Regions from separate parts of the Mus musculus genome. Here all the other regions are linked to region 1. The links are chromatin loops, found by intact Hi-C in ENCODE. Cell type or tissue: left cerebral cortex. All regions are shown on one strand.

What was found. Hi-C counts contacts between places; a loop is a spot of excess contacts. Peaks named below come from ENCODE experiments on the same cell type or tissue, not always from the same donor. Only the 100,000 strongest peaks of a DNase experiment are listed, where the experiment ranks them.
Region 2: it touches region 1 in a loop (3-fold over the local background); 5 of 42 quality-filtered maps call a loop at or near these places.
Region 3: it touches region 1 in a loop (6-fold over the local background); 26 of 42 quality-filtered maps call a loop at or near these places.

What each region holds. Positions count from the first base shown.
Region 1 is chr8:119,380,250-119,388,249 of GRCm38, reverse strand. Gm45723 (a long non-coding RNA gene) reads right to left here and starts at 3,861. Exons shown (of 2, transcript XR_001778762.1): 1 at 3,571-3,861; 2 at 1,858-2,108. In left cerebral cortex, CTCF peaks have their summits at 3,497 (motif pointing right) and 7,416 (motif pointing left); DNase peaks (open chromatin) are centred at 3,514 and 7,435.
Region 2 is chr8:117,633,624-117,641,623 of GRCm38, reverse strand. It overlaps Plcg2 (phospholipase C, gamma 2), which reads right to left. Exons shown (of 33, transcript NM_172285.2): 32 at 7,166-7,350; 33 at 6,482-6,839. The coding sequence ends at 6,797. Among named protein-coding and RNA genes, the nearest start is that of Sdr42e1, 36 kb to the left of the region's middle. In left cerebral cortex, CTCF peaks have their summits at 3,978 (motif pointing left) and 5,003 (motif pointing left); no DNase peak of the experiment used is centred here.
Region 3 is chr8:119,308,375-119,316,374 of GRCm38, reverse strand. It overlaps Cdh13 (cadherin 13), which reads right to left. Exons shown (of 14, transcript NM_019707.5): 12 at 3,640-3,873; 13 at 2,181-2,402. Among named protein-coding and RNA genes, the nearest start is that of Hsbp1, 32 kb to the left of the region's middle. In left cerebral cortex, a CTCF peak has its summit at 4,789 (motif pointing left); DNase peaks (open chromatin) are centred at 4,797 and 6,419.

The DNA of each region.
Region 1 (8,000 bases):
ACCATGGGAGAGGATATTCAACAAACCTTAGAACTGATGGAGCTAGCCAGACCCGGTGGCACAGGACAGTTAGCCAAGCTATTTGAGTAGCTGAGGCAGGAGGATCGCACAAGTCTTACTTGGGGCTCCAGAATGAGCTCAAGGCCAGCCTGGGCAATTAGTAAGACCCTGTACCCAAAGAAAGGTGAGCAATGTAGCTTGGTGGTAAAGAACCTGCCCAGTGTGTCAGAGGCTCTGGGTTCAATTTCCAGTATAGGAATGAAACACAACAATGTGAGTGTCTTAGGGTCCCATTGCTGTGAAGAGGGCATCAGATTCCATTACAGATGGCTGTTAGCCACCATGTGGTTGCTGGGAATTGAACTCAGGACCTCTGGAAGAGCACTTGGTGCTCTTAACTGCTGCACCATCTCTCCAGCCCCCGAGGCAACTCTTATAAAGGAAAACATTTAGCTGGGGCTGGCTTACAGGTTCAGAGGTTCAGTCTATCATCACCATGGAGGGGAGGTATGACAGCAGGCAGGCAGGCAGGCATGCTGGAGAAGGAGCTGAGGGTTCTACATCTGGATCTGCAGGCAGTAGGAAGAGACGGTGATATACTGCCCAGGCTCGAGCAGCTAAGACCTCCAAACTCCCCATCCCCCATAACACACTTCCTCCAAAAAGACCACACCTTCTAATGGCCATTTTTTATTCAAACCACCATGGTAGTAAAAGTACAGTGATTAGAACTGCGAGCCAACAGCTGGAGAACACAGTTGAAAGCTCAGAGAGAGACCCAGCAACATGGGGTAGTGTGAAACAATGTGTTGTTGAAAAAAGCCTTAAATAAACCACTGGCTTTGCTGAAGTGACCCCAGAGGCCGGAAGAAGGTGCCAGATCCTCCGGAACTAGGGTTAGAATGGTTGTGAGCTGGCTGGATGTGGGTGCTGGGAACTGCATTTGGGTCCTCTACAAAAGCACCAAGTGTTCTTAGCTACACTGAGCCATCTTCCCGGCCTCCCAGCTTCCTTATCTTAATAGGCAACCGCATAACCAACTGCTTCTGGCAGAAAAAGGACTAAGATCCTGGAGCTGTGGCTCAGAGGCGAAGAGCACTGACTGTGGATCCAGAGGACCCTGGTTCAAATCCCAGCTACTGCTTAAAGCCTCACAGTTGTTAAAAACTGTAGCTTTGCAGCTTGGGCTGGTGAGATGGCTCAGCAGGTAAGAACACCGACTGCTCTTCTGAAGGCCCTGAGTTCAAATTCCAGCAACCACATGGTGGCTCACAAGCACCCATAATGAGATCTGAAGCCCTCTTCTGGAGCATCTGAAGACAGCAACAGTGTACTTGTGTATAATAATAAATTGGGCTGGAGCGAGCAAGGACGGTTGACCAGAGTGAGCAGAGGTCCTAAATTCAATTCCCAACAACCAGATGAAGGCACACAACTATCTGTACAGCTATAGTGTGCACTCATATACATAAAATGAATAAATAAATCTTTAAAAAAAGAAAAGAAAAAGGACTAAGAAGACCTTTTGCCACCAGTAACTTTTCCTTTGATTTTCAAAACATCCAACAACTTTCAAAAGCAGCCCCTCCCTGCTTCCCCCCCCTCCACCCCTGCACTCTCCTATGTAGAACCCTGAGGCAAGATGGTCTCTGCTGATGACAGCCAGCATCTTCTTTGGTTTTCTTCCTTTTCCTATACCAGCTTGTCCTTGAGCCACTGATTTCTAGAAGGAGGGTTTGTTACTGTCATTAGGAAACGGAATTCGATGTTGCTGGCAGTGTAGCCTGAGGAGACCTTACAGCCCCTGGGGTCCTTAACATCCACCATAGAGAAGAAGTTCAGATCCAGTCTTAGGGAAGCAGTTAGCAAGTTTATTGATGAAGAGGAGCACTTGAGAAGAGCCCTCTCAAAGCACGGAGGAGTAGCCCTTGAAGCAAGCCCTTTCAATGCACGAAAGTGGTTCAGCTACAGCTCTGCACGAAACTAGGGGCTGAGTTTAGATGTCAGGGAAGCTATGAGCAGGTACAATCCTGTTCCGTATCCACAGAGTTCTGTCCTTGAAGACGAGCCTCTAGGGGCAGGATGCAAGCTTGCCGCTGGAGAGGAAACTGTGGGAGAGAAAGAACACTCACTCCAAGGTTCTTGCTTCAGTGGGGTCCTGAGGAAGCTGGTGTGAAGGCCCGGGTCACTAGCCCTCACAGCATTCTTGTGAAACTTCTGAAGTTTCTCAGAAGTGGGAGGAGGAGCTATAGTTCTTTTCACTGATGGTCTAATCAGTTATGTTGAAATTTCTGGGTATGGACCACAGGGAGACAGAAATTATAACCAGGGCGGGTAGGGCCCTTAAGTAGCTATCCTGTCTCCAGTTCATGGTTACAGAAGTCTTGCACGTAATTGGAAGAAATTATCTGTGTTTCATGGGAGAAAAGGCAGAACTGGATGCCATCCTTGGACCGGACACATTAGAACAGAGATGCCTGAGACTTTCAGTGATTTAAATCGAAGTAAACATGGAGGGCTGTGTGTGAGTGAGAAACTCAACCCTGCAGGCCACACAGGAGGTGGTGTACGCCTTTAATCCCAGCACTCAGTAGGCAGAGGCAGGTAGATTTCTGAATTTGAGGTCAGAGTGGTCTACAGAGGAAGTTCCAGGATGGCCAGGGCTACAGAGTAACCCTGTCTTGAAAAAAACCAACCCCTCCTACATAAATACTTTTCCAAACAAAACTTCATTGTTAAAACAAACAGAGTTTTCTCAGCATCTGTGACATGTCTAGAACTGATTTCCTGGCATATAGAAGGTGATAAAGCCTAAGAGAAAGGACTCCACACAATAGGAAAATGGGGAAAGGAGGTGGCCAGAACATTCTTTTTTTGTTTCATTTTGTTTTTTGTTTTTTCCAGACAGGGTTTCTCTGTGTAGCCCTGGCTGTCCTGGAACTTGCTCTGTAGACCAGGCTGGCCTCAAACTTAGAAATCCACCTGCCTCTGCCTCCCAAGTGCTGGGATTAAAAGCATGCGCCACCACCGCCCAAACATTCTTAAAAGAACAAATAAGAATGGCACTTAAAAAGCATAAGAACTGGGCACCTATCTTTCAGTCTTCCCCAGGTTATACACTCTAGGCCTCCTTGAGACCTTGAAGTTGCGTGCAGTTGTGGCAGAATCGTATAGAACTGGTTGGGAGGAATGTCTGGATACTCAGATGAGGGTCTCACGACCCTCCTGCCGACCCCTCCCCCCTTCTGTGAGGAATTGTTAGTGGTCAGCAAGCCCAGTTGTGATGACCCTTTGCAAGTGGACACAGCTGGTGTCATGAAGATGGCAGCAGGGCTTAGGCGGTGACATCATGTGACACATACATCTGTTAAACGACAACAATAACAATGGTAACAATAAAACCAAAGCGCCATTCTGGCCTATTCTCACGTGTATGCGAGTTTAAGAGCTAGCTAGTAAGAGATCGTTACTTGATACTTATTTGTAGCAAAATCCGCAAGCTCCAGCAGAGGGGGCTATTGTTACATGAAAAGAAAACTCGGCCTGAAAAAGGCTATCCATGGTGCGTACCCATCCTTGATCAGGGAGTTGAAGATGCTGCTCCAGGGAAGGCTGTCACCTGGAGAGAGGGCTCCACCCTGCAGATTGCATATCTCAGATAGGTGACAAGGCCCTTGGAGAGCACATCCGGGGATTCACACACTGATGAGGTCAGAGCCCTGAAGGCCCAACCATGTCCCACAGTTCATCAGCGGGCAGCCAAGCCTCCAACCTTCCGGCCTTTGTGTTTGATATTCAAACTGAAACACTGTGTCAGACTTAGTCAAGACCCTGAGTGCTGGGCTGAACTTAGATCCTTGTCTTAGTACCTAAAAAAAAAAAAAAAAAGGAGTTTAAAGATTGTTCTAGTTTTGTTTCTGTTGCCTCGATGAAGTACAGTGACAGAAATGCTACCACTAGGTAAACACAGGGCTTATTTTTAGCTCCTGGTGCTGGTGTTCTGGTTTCAGCTCATCACAGCATCCAGGGCTTGAGACAGCTCCCCAGCATCCACAGACAGGAGCAGAGAGAGAAGTGCTTGCTTGCTTGTGCTCAGCTTGATCTCTCTAGTCAGGACACTGTACCTAGGGAATGGTGCCACCCATAGTTGCCTTGGTCTTCCTACATCAACCAACAATAAAGCTAACTAACTCCTACTTCTGACTTGCCCACAAGGCCAATCGAATATAGAGCGTCCCTCATTTAGGCTTTCTTCCCAAGTGATTCTAGCTTATATGTATAGAAACGGATGCTATGACTGCTCTATGGTATGGTAAGGCTTTTATTGTAGATATAAGGGGGAAGGGAGAGGGGGAGGAGGAAGGAGGGGGAAAGAGGGGGGAGGAGGGAGAGGGTAAGGGAGAGGGAGGGGAGAAGAGGAGGAGAGGGAGAGGAGAGGGAGAGGGGAGGGAGAGAGGGAGAGAGGAGTGGGGACCAAGGGGGAGGGAGAGAGAGCAAGTGAGCTGCAATGGACATAGCTGAAATGGCAGGGCTGTAAGGAGAATGGGTAGTTCTGGAGACCTGGAGAAAGTTTAGGGGAGGGGAGGAGGTTGCCTGGTTTTGTTCCCATCCAGGGAGTTGGAAAAACATAGAAGCACAGTAAAGCTTCATCACCAAGATCTTGTGCTCCAAGGGTCTTGCGGGGTGTGTGTGTGTGTGTGTGTGTGTGTGTGTGTGTGTATTATTTTGCACATGGCCCACCAAACCCTCTTGTTGGTTGTCTTTGTTTCTTTGTTTGTTTGTTTGGTTCGTGTCCATGGTCAGGTTTGGCACTCCTGAGGAAGCCTGGAATGGGGCCCTGTTCTTTCTTGCTAGAATGCTAGCATGGACTTTGAAAACAGTAACAGCTACTTGTGACACAGAGGGAGCCTAGGGGCCAGCATCCACTTTGGTATGGAAATAGACACCACAGGTAGCCAGTTGTTTCTTCTGTCAGTGATAAGAGAAATAGCTCCTTTTGGTAGAGGGGAAGTGGCTTCACAGGTCCCTGAGGAATACTGGCTTCTGCCTAACCACTGTGGTCCAGGGCAAGCCTATTTCTGGGTATCTGGACTGCCTCTGGAATTTGGGGAAATGGAGTTTCCTTTAGACCTGACAGTAGTCTGCTGTCGGTTAAAGGGAGCACTCAGGAGGCAGAGACTGGGCAGAGCTCAGTGAGTTTGAAGACTCACAGATATAGTTAAAAACTATAGATTGAGATACAGGGCAGCCAAGGCTATACAATAGATACCCTGTCTTAAAAACACCAAAATTAAAAATAATAAATAAATGTTTTTTAGTTTGTGTGCATGGGTATTTTGCTTATGAAATGACACAGGCAGCCTGCGTCTGCGCTCTCTCACAGAAGTGTGTCACCACCCCCTCCTGCTCTTTCCTGCAGCATGCACAAGTCTTCCTTTCCCCTCCCTGGCCATTCAGAGGGGACCTGGTCTGGCACCGGAATATCGGGAATATCACTATCCCTGTTTCCATAGAGGCACCCTCCAATGGCTGGAGTTAAGTACCAGTTGTAAGCTACCATGTGGTTCAGGTGCTGGGACTTGAACCTCGGTCCTCTGCAAGAGCAACTAGTAGTCCTAACTATTGAGCCATCTCTGCAGCTCTGTGCTGTTTAGTTCTAACCATCACCACTGACTGTTGGGAAGAGTCTTAGTGAGGAATTACCTGAATCTAGATTATCATACCTACAGGCATGCATGCCTATGAGGGATAATTTTAATTGTTCATTGAGGTAGGCAGACCCAGCCTACTGTGGGCAGCACCATCCTGTAGGCAGTACAAATAAATAGTAAAAGGGAGAGAAACCTAACTTAGAACTAGCAAGGATCCATGCATTTATTTATTCCCTCTGCTTTTAAAATTTAACTTAATTTATTTTTTCTTTTAAACAGGGTCCCTCTGATCCTGGCTGTCTTGGAACTCACTTTGTAGACCAGGCTGACCTTGAACTCACAGAAATCCACTTGCCTCTGCCTCCTGAGTGCTGGGATTGAAGGTGTGTGCACCATGCCTGGCCTTACTCTCTCTGCTTTTGTCATGACTTCCCTGCAGTGATGGGCTGTAGCCTGGAATTGTAAGCAAAATAAACCATTTCCTCCCTGGGCTGCTCTTTTGTTAGCATTTGTCATAGCAACAGACATTTGCAGATAACATGATCACACACACAAACACACACACATACGTATACATATACACACACATAATACACTGACTCAACAAAAATTGCTATGATTAACAAATACAATGAAATTTCAGTATATGAGTCAATATACAAAAAAGTGCCATTCCTTTATATAGACAGTGAACTTTCCAGAAAGGAAATTAAGAAAATAGTCCCATTTACAACTGCAACAAAAGAATAAAATTCTTAGGAATAAATTTGACTAAAGAGGTATAAATCTTGCATGATAAGAATTGGAAAATGCCGATGAAGGGCCTAGATAAACGGAGAGATGTCATGTGTATGTGGATTGGACTTAATACTGTTAAAATTCCCATAAGCCCCAAAGTGATTCACGGATCAGTGTAATCTGTACCGAAGCCCCAAAGACATTCTTTGTAGGAATAAAGGAGCCCTAAAATTTATATGGAAATAAAATACCACGAGAAGCCAAAGCAATTTTGAATAACTAAAACCAGAATTGAAAGAACTGTAATTCATTATTCCAAAATTTCACAGTTGAGGCCAGTGAGAAGGCTCAGTGGCTAAAGGCACTTGCTGTGAAAGCCTAGAGACCTGAGTTCAATACCGGGGACCCACATAAAGGTGGAAGGGGAGAAGTGATAGCTGTCCTCTGATCCCCATACGTCTCCACTGCATTTGTGCCTTCCCCATCCCATAATAAAGAGCTTCAGTAAGTATACACTACAACACGGACACTGAAAAAGACACAGCGACCAATGGAACAGCCTAGAGAAAGGCCAGACTACAGTCTCTTTAAAAAGTGAAGTTGAGGGCTAGAGAGTTAGCTCAGCGGTTAAGAGCACTGGTGGCTTTTCCAGAGGTCCTGAGTTCAATTCCCAGCAACCACATGGTGGCTCACATCTGTAATGGGATCTGATGCCCTCTTCTGGTGTGTCTGAAGAGAGTGACAGTATACTCACATACATAAAATAAATAAACAAATCTTTTTTAAAAAAGAAAGAAAAAGTGATGTTGAGAAAACTTGATATCCACACAGATGGGCCCTTATCTCACAAAAACCAATTAAAGATGGATTGAAAACTTAAGTTAGACCCAACAAAAAGACAAGGGAAACACTCTTGGCAGTGGTGTGTGTGTTTACCAAAAAAATATAGACGATAGACAAAAATAAGTAAGACTACACCACATGAATGCAGGCTTGTGAGGCTAGCTACTTGGATCATTGTGGTCGATGGTGCCCTCTTCTGGCCTCAGAAGGTACTTTGGAGCTGAAGTTAAAGTGCTCCTTAGCTGTCTTGTGGGTGCAGGGAGTTGAGCTCTGGTCCTCTGAAAGAGCAGCTAGTGCCTGTGCTTTTAACTGCTGAGCCATCTCTGGCCCCACGTGCTAGGCTTTTTGTTTTGCTTTGTTTGTTCGAGACAGGGTTTCTTTGTGTAGCCCTGGCAGTCCTGGAACTCACTCTGTAGACCAGGCTGGCCCTGAACTCATGGAGATCTGCCTGCCTCTGCCTCTTGAGTGCTGTATGTGCTGAATTTTAAACAATGCTTTCCCTGTAAGGGGCCATGTTGATTCACTCCTTGTCCTTTGCCTTTCAGTTTATGCTTAGAAAGAAAGAAAAAAATGTTATTTTTTTGAGAATCTCCATGGGGCACAAAGCTATTGTCCTGTTTTTTCTATTAACATCTCTCAGTAGCTTCACCTCTTTAGTGCATATTATTGAAGGTCCCTTTTCTGTAAGATGGTTACGGAGGAATCTTGTCTTGGTTAGGTGATCTAATCCCATTAATTAAACAACTTGCCTTTCATCCAGAGCACACA
Region 2 (8,000 bases), 1.7 Mb after region 1:
GTTGCTGAGAGAGAATGCCTTGAGAAAAGGCAACCTAGGGCAGAAAGGATCTCACTAATTAGGGAATGGTACCTCCCACGGTGGGCATCAATAACTTTAGACAATCCCCCACATACATGGCCATGGGTAACCTGATCTGGTCAGTTCATCAACTGAGGATTTCCCAGGTGATTCTAGGCTTTGGAAAGTTCACCATTAAAACTATCATACCAGTGATCAGTATTCAGAAAGCAATGCTCAGCTGAACATCCATAGGACCTAAGAATGTATCAATGGACAATAATCACTTACACTATGGAAACAACAAGAAACGTGGGGATCCTATAGACTCAAACACCCTAGACTATTTGTGGCATATCTATATTGTCATTCTCAGAATTTTCCTTTGACCCAATAGCAACTTTTTCTCAGTCCCTTTGTTATCGGGCTGATGGAATTTTGTGGCATAAGATGATTATGGCATAGTTGTAATTTCTGCTTTGCTTCTTCCTACGCCTTGTTCATGTGCTATCGAGAGGTTTGCCATAGGCTGTTCTGAAGTCTTCAGGCTGGAGTGACTAACTTTGATTATTGATTGCTGATTATTGATGGCTAAACAACATGACTTCCTGTGTGCCAAGGATGCTAGCTGGCAAGAAAATGGCATGACTAGTTAGGGTTTCATTGCTGTGGAGAGACACCATAACCAAGGCAACTCTTATAAAGGACAACATTTCATTCAGAGGTTTGGTCCATTATCATGGCAGGAAGCATGGCAGCCTGCAGGCAAATGTAGAGCTGGAGAAGGAGCTAAGAGTTCTCCATCTTGATCCAAAGGCAGCCAGGAGGAGACTTGCTTCCACAGGCAGCCAGAATGCTCTTTCTCCTGCATTGGGTAGGCCAGGAGTACTAGGCGCACTCAAAGCCCACCTACAAAATGACGTACTTCATTCAACAAGGCCACACCTACTCCAACAAGGCCACACCTCCTAATAGGGCCACTTCCCATGCGCCAAGCATCTTCAAACTACCACATCAACACTCCTAGCACTAACCCCCACTTTTCTGAGAACCGTGAATGCTTACAACAACCATATTCGCTCTTTCTGGCTCTAGCCGTTCTTCCAAAGGCCAGCAAATGGAAGAGCGGGCCATGTGTTGATTTATAACTGTGGGTTTCTTCAAAGGGTGAGTTGTGTTTGAATTTATAACTGTGGGTTTCTAAAGAATGAGGCTTGCTGAGAGAAACGGACTTGCCAGCTAGAGGAAAACGTAAAAGATAAAATGGAGAATTTTTTAAAAGTGGGGGTGGGGAGAGGAGTGTGACTTTGCCCTTCTCATGGCTGAACCCATTCTTCATTTCATTTGGGAGCATAAATGATGAAAAATGACAGGCTTAAAAAAACAAAAAGGTTCCAGGCAGACACTGTATTTATCAGATTGTTTCTATTTTTTCGTAATGCAATGCAACCATTTTACATCGCATTAACAATAGCCTATATCTCCATGTCTCACTCTGGTAGTTCTCTGTTTATGCACAAGCACATATTTTTCATATAGAATTAAGTTTTAATAATGAGACACTAGTTTGCACAGGCAGCTTTGTCAAGCCTGCTGAAATCAGCAATGTGGGTATTTCTGAGGAAGGCCGTTGCATTGCTGTGGGCTGTGGCTCTTGAAGGACAAAAACCCAAGACAAGGGCTGGATAGCTGTCAGTGGTTATGACTACTTCCTGTTCTACAAAATGACGTACTACAAAAGAGGACCTCGGTCTGTTTCCCAGCACCCACATCCGGAGGCTTGCTATTGCCTGTCCTCTGGCTCCAGGAGTTCTGATGCCCTCTTCTGGCCACCTCAGACACTACATTCACATGTACAAACCCACACTCAGGGCACAAATCTACCTAGTTTAAAAACTAAATTAAGCCGGACATGGTGGCGCACGCCTTTAATCCCAGCACTTGGGAGGCAGAGGCAGGCGAATTTCTGAGTTCGAGGTCAGCCTGGTCTACAAAGTAAGTTCCAGGACAGCCAAAGCTACACAGAGAAACCCTGTCTCGAAAAAACAAAAAAACCCAAAAAACAAAAACAAAAACTAAATTAAGTCGGGCAGTGGTGGCACACGCCTTTAATCCCAGCACTCGGTAGGCAGAGGCAGGTGGATTTCTGAGTTCGAGGCCAGCCTGGTCTACAGAGTGAGTTTCAGGTCAGCCAAAACTATACAGAGAAGCCCTATCTCAAAAACAAAACCAAAAAAAAAAAAAAAAAAAAAAAAAAACCAAACACACACACACACACAAACAAAACAAATTAAAATCCCTTTTAAATATTTAAATAAGACCCAAGTTACATCACTGGGTGACTTCTAAACTCCAACTACAGCTTTCTGGTTCTGGAATACTCACTTGTATGGTTAGAACATAGCTTTGGTAACCTCCAAATTCGGTATTAGCCATGTACAGGGTAATATGCACCTCTGTTACAATGGAAAAGATCGGGGCTCCTTGTAGCCATTCTAACTTAATGGCAACTTAGTATGTAATACAATATAACCCACAGACACACAAGTCGGTCAGCAGTCTTAAAATGCCCTCTCTCAACTACCTCTGACATGGTCCTTACTATCTGTGTGTGCCCTGTGAACATTCCTAAATCAACATCTAAATTTTTCCTCTTACACAGCTGCAAAATTGGTACAGTGTAGACACTTCTTCACATTAGAGCAACATTCCTTTTCAGACGTCCTCAGGAGGCTCTGATTGACAGACAACACCCTCCCTTCAAAACCAACACAAAGGAGGCAACTTCAAGTGGGAAGTTTTCCTGTCGTCCCTGGTGCTCCTGGAATTTTTATTTTCATCTCATGCCTCCCCCACCCCCTACCACATCTGAGGTCTAATTACTCTGGGCTTTCCACGCCACTTAACTGTATCTATTAAACAAAATTTACATATTATCTATCTACTGATCGGGAGGCTCTAAGGCTTTAAATTCTTTTAATTGCGCTTGATCAATAAAAAAACACAAGATACAAGTGGTAACACATGAATCATTAAACACAGTAAAAAGATACTTCGGAAGCATGAGACAATGGTGCCTCCTCTGAGTGACTCATAGCCCCTGGCTTCGGGTCAGCACTGCCGTCCTAGGAAGGAGCCAAGGCACAGTCGCCATGGTCTCCCTTTTACATTTCTTGTGGGGAGGGGTGCCAGTGAGCCCTGCTCACACAGGTCAGGAGACAGCTGAGACACTTCAGGATAGCAGCATAGCAGGGCTCTTCTTCATGGGCACATGTTAGAACATCTGTGTAACTTTGTTTTAAAATTCTCAGTGTTAAAAGTAAAAAAATCCACCAGGTATGGTGGCGCACACCTTTAATCCCAGCATTTGGGAGGCAGAGGCAGGCGGATTTCTGAGTTTGAGGCCAGCCTGGTCTACAAAATGAGTTCCAGGACAGCCAAAGCTACACAGGGGGACCCTGTCTCGGAAAACCATAATAAAATAAATAAAAATAAAAAGTAAAAAATCCACCAGATGTTCAGCCCATTCACAAAAGCAAAGGCCAGGAGCCACCATTTTGGGGTCTGGGTGTGGAAGGGCTTTTGTTCTGTTATCCGAGCTTTTCGAAGGTGACAATGCATCGGCTGCTTAGGTGAGTCTCAGAAAAGGAAGGGCACAACAGGAAGATAAGAGTCTGTAGGCAATACCTGGTCAGTGGCTTTAAGATCCCTGGCCATGGTGACTTTTATTTAGGTTGTAAGTTGGTCTGGAAACATATAAATGACTAGGTTTTGTTATGCAGCTTTGTTTAAAAAAAAAAAAAAAAAAAAAAAGAGCAGAATGTGTTGGGGTGGAGCTGGAGAGACCGGGGAAGTCAAGACTAGCTGGTCTTACAGAGGACCTGGGTTTGGACTCTTGTATCCACGTTGTATGGTTTACAACCACCTCTAACTCCAGCTCCAGGGAATCCAACGCCCTCTGCTGTCCTTTGTGGGTACTGCACCCATGTGCACACACTAACCCACAGACACACATATGCACACACCTAAAAATAAAATCTTTTAAAAGGATTTTTTTAATTGCCCTCAAACATTTTCTACAGTAGACTGGATGCACACATCATGCTAGGCTAGAGGATCCCAGGGTCACCTTAGGAAATGCAGGCCTCTACACCCTGTTTAATTACCACATACCTACACGTTGCAGCACACAAACTGTGCAACTTTGTTTACTGAAGTTTCTCGTGCCCGGTGACCTTTGCCACCTGGCTTTGTACTTTCTCATGTAACCAATGTCCCAAATAATACACAAAGGATGGTGGGCAAACCAGTGTGACATTGTAAGGGTCTCTGTGATTCATGAAGAATGATACCCCAGATGCAAAATAGTATGCAACCGCTAAAAGCGTTTATTCTTCAGAGAACCTGCATGCAAGGGTCCACCATGCATCAGAATGGAAGATAGAGGTGTGGCTTTTGCAGGGTCAATTTAAAGCCTGTTAGGGTAGGAGTGGGTGGCTTTTACCTTTCTTTCCCTTGGTTGGTTGGCTCTGTCTCCAGGGGTATGGATGCCCTTGTGATTGGTTAAGGCTCTGGGGGATTTTCGGGACTTTTGCTGGTTAACTATACTTGGCTCAAGCTAAGTGGTGGGGCAGCATCTACAGCTCCCGATTGGCTGCCCATGAGGGGTAGTTTTCCCTGGAATTGACTTGTTTTGGACTTTTTCAATTACGGGAAACAGAAAAGAAAGCCTAATCTCCCCCAACTGCCAGTTTGGAGCCTGCCATGGGGTCAACCTGGCTCTGGCTAATTCTGTCCTCTCACCAGGACACCATCCATGGTTGTTGTCACCAGTGCTGCTACTATCATTCACGGTGTCTAGACAAGGACACATGGCATCAGGACAGGCTCAAGGGATCCTTCTGTAAAGGAACTGACTCGGACCTTGACGTCAACCACCAAGAAACAAATCAGTGCATGACCCTATCAAGCTCAGGACAAAAGAACCTCACCAGTGCCCCCTAGTGATGGAGCAGGAAGAGACCGTTCTTCCCAGCTCACTGGTACAGCTGTCCTGCAGGGTACACCTCACTGTAAAAGAGATGCTTCCTGCTGCCTCCTACCCGCCATCTCTCACTTTCTTTGATACAGTAGCGAAGATACCCATTTTAAGCAATGAAGACGCCAGCCTTAGCAATTGGACTTTAAAACAGAGCAAGGTGGAGGGATGATGGGTGGGAGGATGGCAGCAGTCCAAGTTCTGCCGTGCACAGGTGACGACACAATACATTACCTGGTCCCAGCCAGTGGGAAGCTGCTACAGAGCCTGACATGTCCTTCCATGCAGGCTTCACACAGCCTTTTACCCAAGTCACCCACTTGGCAGGATTCCTTTCCTTCCTTGTCAATTACCAGAGGAAATACCAAGTTGGGAATCAGAGGAGTTACAAGCTAGCAATCCTCCTCTGGGTTCATGGTGGATGTAGCCCCTGGACCCAGTAACAAATGCTTTCTTCCAAGGACAGAAGACGCTATCTTGGAGGTTGGTCTATGATGGAGCTGTGCTCAGGGGACTTGGAAAATGGCGGGACAGGAGAGAGAGAGCTAGTTTTTAATCTTTTCTCCAGCAACACATACATTAAGGCCACCATTTTGGATCTCACCCAGAGGGGAGAGACCCCAGAGGGTTCCTGACCCCAGGTTCCACTCTGTTACAAAGCAGCTCACTGTTGGCTCCTCCCCCACCCACAGTCAGATCTCAGCTGTTCATAGCTACACCTGCTTTCCCAAGGCAATTCTCCATTCACTAAGAAGCCCTGAGTTTACTATTTGTCTGTCTTCTCCTTTAAGAGTTTTATAAAGCTGGAGACTTAGCTCAGTGGTAGCACAAGGGTCTGGAGTAGCCACAGGATTTCTGAAACACTCTAACATCAATTCCATCAGAGCTTAACTTGATGCACCCGAATGTTCGATAACCCAGGGAAATTTGCCTGTAAACCTACCTTTCAGCTGCCTCTTTGACCAGCAATGATGCTATTGGCTGTGGCCCCAGAGGATCTTGGCAGCAGCCTCCTACCAGACTCAAGAGGACCCTGGATGTGATGAGTCGGGGCAGATACAACAAGGACATGCAATAAGCTAGCACCCCAGCACTCCAATATCACTAGCCATGAGTCAAAGAAAAAATGTCTTAAGGGCAGACTCTATCTCCCATTTCTGCAGATTCCATGTAGCTTTGTCTAGACAACTGCTTTGCCAGTGGTAGCTAACACACATTGAGGTCAGCTCCTGACCAGCCTTTGGGGTTGTGTAGAATACAGTGGTGGCCTGAACTATAGAATCATTTGCCTCTTAGCTGAAATCTTTTTTTTTGGAATCTAATGAATTAGTTCCCCGTGTCTCAGCTCACCTTCCGGGGAAGTCAGTTACCTGGGTCACACAGGTAGAAGCTTGCTCACCACAGAGGAACTCCTGTTTACTGTACAGATCAGGTACAGAACGCTTAACGGCATGAAACTGTTGTCTTTATTCAATGAGGCTGAGAACAGGGAAGTTCAAAAGGCACACAGTTGGGGGGATCCTCTATCAGGGGTAGTATAAGTTAAGAAAGTTGTCCAAGGTGGAAAAATAGCAGGAAGGTCTCAACGCCTCCTGCCCACGGGGGCGTCTTCAGAACTGTCATCTCTATGGTGAGTGGCTCGGAGAGAGGACGATGAATGTCACAGATGAATCTCTTCCTGGGGGCTGTTTATAAGGCTCTCCCGTACCCAGATGCGCTCGTGAACACCGTGCGCATGCGCGCACGCACACACGGCTTCTAGGAGTAGAACCTGCTGTTGCTTACTCTCTTCTCTCTCAGCCTGAAATACAGGAGATTGAGTCCCATCAGTGGGTAACTCCCACCCTACCTCGCAGGTCACCTGTGGCTGAGTGGAGGAGGCTCTGGGCTCCTAGCATACCCCCTGAGCCTTGGGGAATGTCCACTTCCCCCTTGGTCCTTGGCAATGGCGGCTCTTTAAGGATCCAATGAGAACACACCTGGTGGGCGGAGCTTAGGCAGTGTTCTTTGAAGGTTAGTTCATTTGCTTAAGGTGTTAGGAAGCCTCTAGGTCGCTCCTAGAAGCTCCAAGACTTTAGGGGATTGGAGGGGACGTGGAGGGGTTGGAGGGGTTATGGGTACACCTACCTCCGGTTGCACTTCTCCTGGTACAGCTGCAGCTGATTCTCGTTAACATTGAACTCCTTCACCAGGGCATCACGGTTGGCTCCGCGCAGGTTCTGGTGCGTGTCGTAAAGGAAGAGCTGGTTGTTGAGCTCTTCTTGCCGCCTCCGCAGTTGGCGACAGGAGGAATAGAGTTCCTCTTCACTCTCCTGGGGGGGGGGGGGGGGGGGGAGAGAACAACCTTGTGAGTGACCTCTTCCAAGCCCGTATGGGAGACACACCTAGAGTCTCCCATGAGTGCCTGGAAGAACCGAGGGCAGAGGTTTTGCAACTGGGTCAGCTCCTGGAGGGCAGGGCCTAATTTAAGCAAAGGTGACTTTTGCAACATAGTAGAACTTCCTTCCAAGGTTGGAGTCTCTCCTGTTGACCTCTGGCCTCTGCTTTACCATCATCCATCATCGCCTACACAAAAGCTAGCAGCTGCCACAGTCCTTGGTCTTCCAAATGTGGCTTTGATATAAAACCCTGAAACACAAGAGCACTGTGTGTCTTTCTGAGTTGAATCTGCGCATCACTAGGTCAGATCAACTGGCTCATGGGTGTCTATGCAGGCACGTGTTCACGAGGAAGAGGGTGGCACCAGGTGAGGACAGAGGTGCTGAGAGCAGACAACTTAGTATCATTCATTAAGGGACTTAAAAGGCAGAGTAAGGCTGGGGAAATGCTCGGTCCATAAGAGCTTGGGCTGTACGCATGAAGATGATCCCCTGAAACCTTGACCCAAGTGATACAAACTTAATATCGTCAAGGGAGTCAAAGACAGGTGGATCCCCAGGGCTCACTGGCCAGCCAGCTTACC
Region 3 (8,000 bases), 72 kb after region 1:
TTAGCTGTGGTGGTTTGAATAGGAATGGCCCCCATAGACTCATGTGTTTGAATGCTTAGCCCATAAGGAGCGGCACTATTAGGAGGTGTGCCCTTGTTGGAGTAGGTGTGGCCTTGATGAAAGAAGTGTGTCATTGTGGGGACGGGCTTTGAGGTCTGTATGTTCAAGCTAGGTCTAATGTGGCACACAGCCTCCTACTGCCTAGAGATCAAGATGTAGAACTCTCAGCTTCTCCAGCACCATGTCTGCCTGCATGCTACTGTGTTTCCCTTCATGATGATAATGTATTAAACCTCTGAAACTGTAAGCCAGCCCCAATTAAGTATTTTCCTTTAGAGGAGTTGCTTTTGTTATGGTGTCTCCTCATACCAATAAAACTCCAACAAAGATATCCGCCTAATAAATCTTACTCAAAATGATGTGTCATCGTATTAGAGTTTATACAGGTAATAACGATTTCATAGTTACTGAAAGGAAGCATGAGTTATAGATACGATTTTATTCTTTCCTTCTTTCCTTCCCTTCTTCCTCCCTCCCTCCCTCCGTCCCTCCCTCCGTCCCTTCCTTCCTTCCTTCCTTCCTTCCTTCCTTCCTTCCTTCCTTCCTTCCTTCATTCCTTCCTTCCTATTATTAGGAAACAAGTCTCACTGTGTAGCCTGGAACTTACTATGTAGACTATGCTGGTCTTGAATTCACAGAGATCCACCTGCCTCTGCCTTCTGAGTATTTGGATTAAAGACCAGACACCAACATTAAATCTATTAAACGTTGAGAACCACACTGGTCCAAGGCTTTCTCAGAAGCCCTGATAAAAGAACAAAGGGAATGCAAGCTTTCTGCTCTTGCTTAGGGGCAGACCAAGGGCAGACTTGGTAAGGTCTACTCCTGTGTCTGTATCTGTGTCTGTCTGGGTCTGGGTCTGGGTCTAGGTCTGGGTCTGGGTGTCTGGGTGTCTGGGTGTCTGGGTCTCTGGGTGTCTGGGTCTCTGGGTCTCTCTCTGGGTCTGTCTCTGGGTCTCTGGGTCTGTCTCTGGATCTCTGGGTCTCTCTCTGGGACTCTCTCTGGGTCTCTGGGTCTCTGGGTCTGGGTCTGGGTCTGGTGCCTCAAAGGAGTTAAGGTTTCTGTTCCTGGGAACTTGGCTTTCTTCTCTGAAGGACCATAGTTATCTGAAGGGCTATGGTTGTCAGTCCTAAGACCGATGAGTCTGAGGTTTCCTGTGTTCTCTTTGCCAGTATTATCTGATTAAGATCTCTGAGGACCTTGACTTTCTCTCCTTATATATAACATGTAAGATGCTGTACTTAATAAACTTGCATGGCACAGGCACTCTCCTGGTCCCAGCTTTGTCTTCTCTATTCCTCATTCCTGGTCCTCCCCCTCAACATCCCACATTCAGGGCCCTTATTCCTGTGGGTTTGGACCAAGCAAAGGATTAAAAACCATCATGCTTGGGCAAAACATATTTTACTATAACTCAACTTTCATCTCTGTCCATTGGAAACTTTTACAAGTGTTTTGTGTGAGTTACCCTTCTCCTCACTGCAACCAAAATACCTCCTAGAAACAACTCAGGGAAGGAGGGGCTTATTTTGGTTCACAGTTCAGGTGATATAGTCTACCACGGAAGGCATAATCCAGCCAGGGCTCAGCCTCAAGCAACAGCACTGAGGTACTGTTGTTACAAGGGGTTACAGGAGGCAGAGAGCTCTTTCTGAGAGCAGGACAGGTCATAACCCCCAAGTTCAGTCCCCCCAACACCCCGTTTCTTTCAGGTAGGTCCCGCCTCCTCAAACAGTAGCAACCAAGTGCTCAAACACATGAGCCTGTGCAGGACATTTGCCATCCAAAACAGGATGGGAATAGCTTGCATCCGTGGTAGGCCAGTTGGCCAATTTTGGTGCATTTAGTTCCAAGCAAGTGGCACCAATAGGAGGTTTTGCTTGTCGCCTGGTTTGCAAAATAGCAGAGCCTCTTCCAACATCTCCTTCAGCTGGCAGGAGACCACCTAGATGCCTTTAAAAGTTGACTGGAACAGTTTTACATGTGAGAGTTCCAAGCACATGGATACCAGCTAAAGATGTAGGGGACAGACTTCCTTGGGAAGACATATTGAAGAGTCAGGTGCTATGTGGTGAGGTTTATGGGCGCACATGCAAGCATGTGGAGCCAAGCAGACTTACCTGACAATAAGCTGAGGAGAGAGAAGAGCAGCAGCAAGCTGAGGCTGAGGTGCAGGGCCCCAGCCCCGTTGCAGTCCACTTTGGAGTTCTTGCAAGAGCACACCTGCACCCTGAGGTCCGTGATGTTCGTCATGGGTGGCTTCCCTGAATCTGTCACCATGATGGGCAGGTTGTAGTTTGCCTTGTTCAGATTCTGAAGAAGGCTCACGAGGGCGTGGGTGTCTGCAAGACAGGAAGTCCTTGTGAGAGAAGAGAAGCCCTCTGTGAGAGGCAGAGTGAGGCTCTGCGGCTTTGGTGTGCACAGAAGTCACTGTGTGCAAATAACGTTTAGTCATAGGAAGGTGAGAATGAAATCTATGAACATTCAATAAAATACACTCAGTGGCAACAGGCTGCATGGGATGAATGTTTCGAGACAGTGTCTTCATTAGGACAGGTTCTATAATTTGGTTCTGTAATAATGGACTCTAGACTTTCTCGAATAGAAATTTCTATGCTCAATCATACAATACAGTCTCATCCTCCGCCACCGTCCCATTCTGTCACTGGTGCAAAAAGTGAACTCTGATGGCATTGATAGCAGGAGAAGTTCATCACTGAAGACAAGGCAAACTCAGTTCATGCTGGGAAGGAAGTGTGTGGGATAGCAGGACTCTGAAGTGCTTTGTAATTAGTAAGGTCGCTGGTCAGTGGTGGGCCACATTTCAATTCTGCCCACCCCTGTGGAAAGGCAGGGGGAAAGAGAGGTTGCGTGTGACAGTCATCTTGAGTGAGGGGCACATGAAGATAGTATCAAAGCCAATGATGAAGACCAGGGCCACCAGCAAGGCTGAGTCAAGAAGAAGTCTGTAGTGTGCAATGGAGGGTGAGTGTTATCAACTCAGACTCTCTAATGGAAGGAGGCGGGCCAGAAATGTTCCAAGGTGCTGCAGAGAGTAAAGGGAATGGAGCCCCCATCAGAGCCCCCAGTAGAGCCAGGAGAGGTTTGAGAAGCAGGAAGCTTCTATCATCTATCTATATATCTATCTATCTATCTATCACCTATTTGTCTATTCTTGTGTTGCTTAACTAAAGCAAAAAATGGAATAAGAAGGACAAAGAACCAGCTTCTAATGGGGGCACTCTCATAGAAACACAAGGAGCACCAAATGGCCCAGGGAATGCTGGGGACACAGTAGTCACTAGAATGAGGACACGCTGCCTAAGGTGAAGACAACAAAAAGGAAGAAACAGAAGGCAGAACAGCCATGCTTGCACAGATACTCACACACACACAGACACACACATGCACACACAGAGACACATATACACACACTCATACACACACTCACACACACAGTTACACACACACACACACACACACACACACACCTGAAATCACCTGTGGGAACCTATGGGAAGGAGAACAGAAGTTCAAACTGAATGAACCAAGGACGGCCACTTGCGGTCGCTGACTTACTGTTGATTTTGGAGATCTTCCAGACTTTATCAGGGACTGTCTGTTTATGAATCTCAAACTTGAAGGGGTCTGTGTTGGGGTGAAGGTCCTTGTCCGAAGCCCCCAGAATGACCACGCTGAGGTTTCTGGCATCATCGCAGACCTCAGCCACAGTTGGGTAAATGACAGGAGCGTTGTCATTAATGTCCTCTAGGGTTATCAGCAGAGTCCCGGTGCCAGTTGCAGGAGGGTTGCCTGTGGGGAAAGGAGGCACTCGTGAGCCACTGCTGTAGCAGGACGTTGGTCTACCAGCTCACTTGCTGGGATCCACACCTGGTGTGTTATGCTCATTATCTAGTAACAGTTTTACATCAGCTGGGCTGATGGTAAAAGATGACACTTTTGTCGGTCTGTACTAGAATCTGTGATCCTCCTGCCTCAGCTTCCTGGGCACTGGAATCACAGGTATGTGTTACACATGCAAGGCAAGTGCATTACAACTGAGTCACATCTTCCCCCAAGCCTTGGGATTTGGAGATAGTGCCTTATTCTGTAGGTCAGTCTGGCCTCCAAGCGACAATCTTCCTGCCTTACCTTTCTGACTACTGGGATTGCGGACACATGCCACCAAACTTGGTTTCCAGTGATCACTTAGAAGAGTTAGAGCCAATGTTTAGGCTGCAAATGATAAGCATTTACATGTCTCCTATTCCCATGAGGATCAGACATACCTCAATATGTCACAGTACTTTATTGATGGTCTCCAAGTGGTGGCCTGATGCAAATATTTACAATCACTTTTTATTACACTGTGTGTGTGTATGTATGTATGCATGTGTATGTGTATGTGTGTGTGTGTGTGTGTGCGCACAGGTGTGTACTTGTGCAACTCAGAGGATAACTTGGGGGAGTCAATTCTCTCCTTCCACCTTGTGGGTCCCAGGGATCAAACTCAGGTCATTGGACTTGGCAGCAAGTGCCTTTCACCTCTTAGCCATCTCCCCTGTCTCCCACCAGAGGTTTTAAAAGGGAGTTGTGGGGCTGGAGAGATGGCTCCAAGGTTGAGAGCCCTAGCTGCTCTTTCAAAAGACCCAGGTTCTATGCCCAGCACCCACATGATAGCTCAGGACTCAATAACTCTATTTCCAAGGGATCTGTCGCCCTCTTCTGGCCTTCTTGTGCACTGCATGTACATGAAAGAAAGATTATATACAGGCGAACCAACCATATACATAAAGATAAATGCCTTTTTAAGCAGGGGTGGTGGAATAACGTGATCTGACTCATTGATAGAAACCACACAGCTGCATATATAGGAGAGTCTCCACAGTGGATCAAGAGGGGCACAATATGGGTAGTTTGCACAGGGGAAATGCCTTGTCTTGGTGATGAGGCTCAGGTGAGGGCATCAGAGGACCAGCAAAGTTTGCCAAGGGACCACCAGTCCAGGTGTGTTCGTGCTAATGACCCCTCAGGCTCAGTACACTCTGCAGAAGTACGGAGCTTGGGAGAAATGGGAAAGCTGAGTTAGAAACCTTCCTGGGAAAGCAGCATGCTAGAGGATGCCTGTCAGATGCCTGAAGTTCAAAGACAGATGTCAGCTTTGCAGAGAGCACGGGGAGCTGAAATGCAAGGTAAGAAAATGATCTGGGAGGCTGAGGCAGGAGGATCATGACATCTCATCTAGAGTTCTTTTGCTGTGGTAAAACACCATAGTCAAAATGTACTTGGGGAGGAAGCTATTATTTTATCTTACAGTTCTAGTCCATCACTGAGAGAACTCAGAACTGGATCCTGGAGGCAGGAGCTGATGCAGAGGCCATGGCAGGGTGCTGCTTACTGGCTTGCTCCTCAAGGCTTGCTCAGCCTGCTTTCTTACAGAACCCAGGACCGCCAGCCCAGGGATGGCCCCACCCACAATGGGCTGGGCCCTCCCCCATCAATTATCAATCAATAAAAGGCTCACACGTAGGTCAATCTGATGGCAACATTCTCTCAATTGAGGTCCCCTCCTCTCAGGTGGCTACAGCTTGTGTCTAGTAGACATAAAACTAGCCTGCACGACAGTGAGTCTGAGATGGGCCTGGGTTAGGGGGTGAGTCTTGCTTTAACTGTCCCTGTCCATAAGAAAGAAACCCAGATCCAAATGAAACCCCGCATTCACCATAAGTAAGGAGAAGCTCTGGGGCTGTGCAGGGAGGGCGTTCCAGACATGCCTTACTTTGTCCTGTTTTGTTTTCCATTAATGGGGAAGAAATCAGCTTGAAGGGAGATGAAGAGTGAGCTCTGAGCAGTGGAAACAGAGAGCCTCCCCTGGCCTGCTGGGAATTGAAATGTGTCAGCACCCAAAGACAGATGCAGAACGAACATTCAGATAAACACACATGGAATAGGAATGTGTGTGATTAATCACCAGGGCGGGCTCTTCCTCATGGGGGCGCATCACCAACTTTTGTTAGAGCAACAACTTCAAAGAAACACAGAATTACTTCACAGCCAGTTCTTCACTGTCAGCTTTAGCCATTTGGCTAAACTTCTTTGTTGAAAAATTATTTTCCTCTTTTTATTGAACTAATTGAATATCTCAGAAGAATCCATTACATATATTTTTTTCCTCCCGCTCTGAATATATTATGAAGTAAAGTCGTTTGGGTAGAATGGATGAGAAGACATTACGGGTGTTTGAAATATGGCCAGAAGAATCGGCCTCTCATGAACTTAATTACAGGACTGTCTTCAATTTCCCATGTGTTATTGCCCAGCCAGCTGGTGATGTCTTTTTCTAAGTCAGTAGAAAGAGCTAGTTACTGTGTGTGAGAAGAAAATGCTGGGCGAGCCAAAATCCTTTCTACAAGCTCTCTCCTGCCTCCCTCATGAACGTTATTTTTAAATTCATTGTATTTTATTTCTCTCTCTCTCTCTCTCTGTATGATGTGTGTATGGTGTGGTATGTGTGTGGTGTGTGTGCATATATGTGTGGTGTGTGTTTGTGTGGTGTGCATGTATGTGTATGCTGTGGTGTGTATGGTGTGGTATGTGGTGTGTGTGCATGTGTGTGTGTGTATGTATGTGTATGATGAGGTATATGGTGTGTGTACATGTGTGGTGTGTGTGTGTGGTGTATGGACGGTGTATGTGTGTGTGTGGTATATGGTATGGTATGGTGTGTGTACATGTGTGTGGTGTGTGTGTGGTGTATGGACGGTGTATGTGTGTGTGGTATATGGTGTGGTATGGTGTGGTATATGGAGTGTGTGTGTGTGTATGTGTGTGTGTGTGGTGTATGGTGTGGTGTATGGAGTGTGTGTGTGTGGTGTATATGGTGTGGTGTATGGAGTGTGTGTATGTGTGTGGTGTATGGTGTGGTGTATGGAGTATGTGTGTGTGTGTGTGTGTGGTGTGTGTTATGTGATGTGATGTTTGTGTGCATGTGTATATGTGGCTCCAGTAATAACCGGAAGTCCTGGGCTTCTGGGTATTTTTTAAAAAGACATTTAGTTACTGTTGTTTTCTTTTCTTTCTCACCAGCAGCCTCCAGCGCCTTTGTAACAGCTCTGGGACAAGTCTAAGAACTCAAGCTTGGTTAGGAAAGTATCTCTTCTTCACAGACTTACCATTTCAACAGGAAAAGCCCCAGTTTGAGCCAGTCACCCAGAATACACATACAGCAGACCAGCAACATGCCAATCACCCAGGGCATGTGGGCGGCAGACCAGCAATGAGCCAAGAAAGGAGCTGACCACTCAGGATAGACTATGATTGACCTAGACTTGCGCAGCTCTCATTGGAGGGAGCCAGTGGATACGTTCTCAGCAAAGGTTTGAAAAAAAAAATCCCAGATATGAACGTGGACTGGGGCTTGGCTGGGTGTGTGTAGCAGCTTCTGGATTGGTTGAGTTGGAAGCTGGAAGGACCTCTGAGATGTGAGCCATTCTGGTCCCCACTTTGGTGGTAGGGGTCCCAGTGAAAACGACTGACCCTCATTCCAGAGACACATGGCTGCTTTCAACACTGAGCACAGTAGACACATGGAGGGATCTATAGAGGCTGTAAGTGCTGAGCAGAGAGATCAGCATGGGCTCCCTCATGAGAGATCTGTTGAGTTAGGTCTCGTCTGTACACAGTGTCTTCTCTTGATAAGCTTTTGTCCTGTACATTTAAATTTGACTAACTCAACAACTAATTAATTAACTAATGTTTTGTTTGTTTGAGGTCTTACTATGTATTTCAGGTTGTTGTGGAACTTACTACACAGCTCAAGTTGGCCTTGAACTTGTGATCCTCCTGCCTTGGCCTCTGAGTGCGTGCACACCATGCCCAGCTTTATCCTTTACTTTCTATTTAACAGAATATCTATTATGCAGTTTCATTTTTTTTTAAAT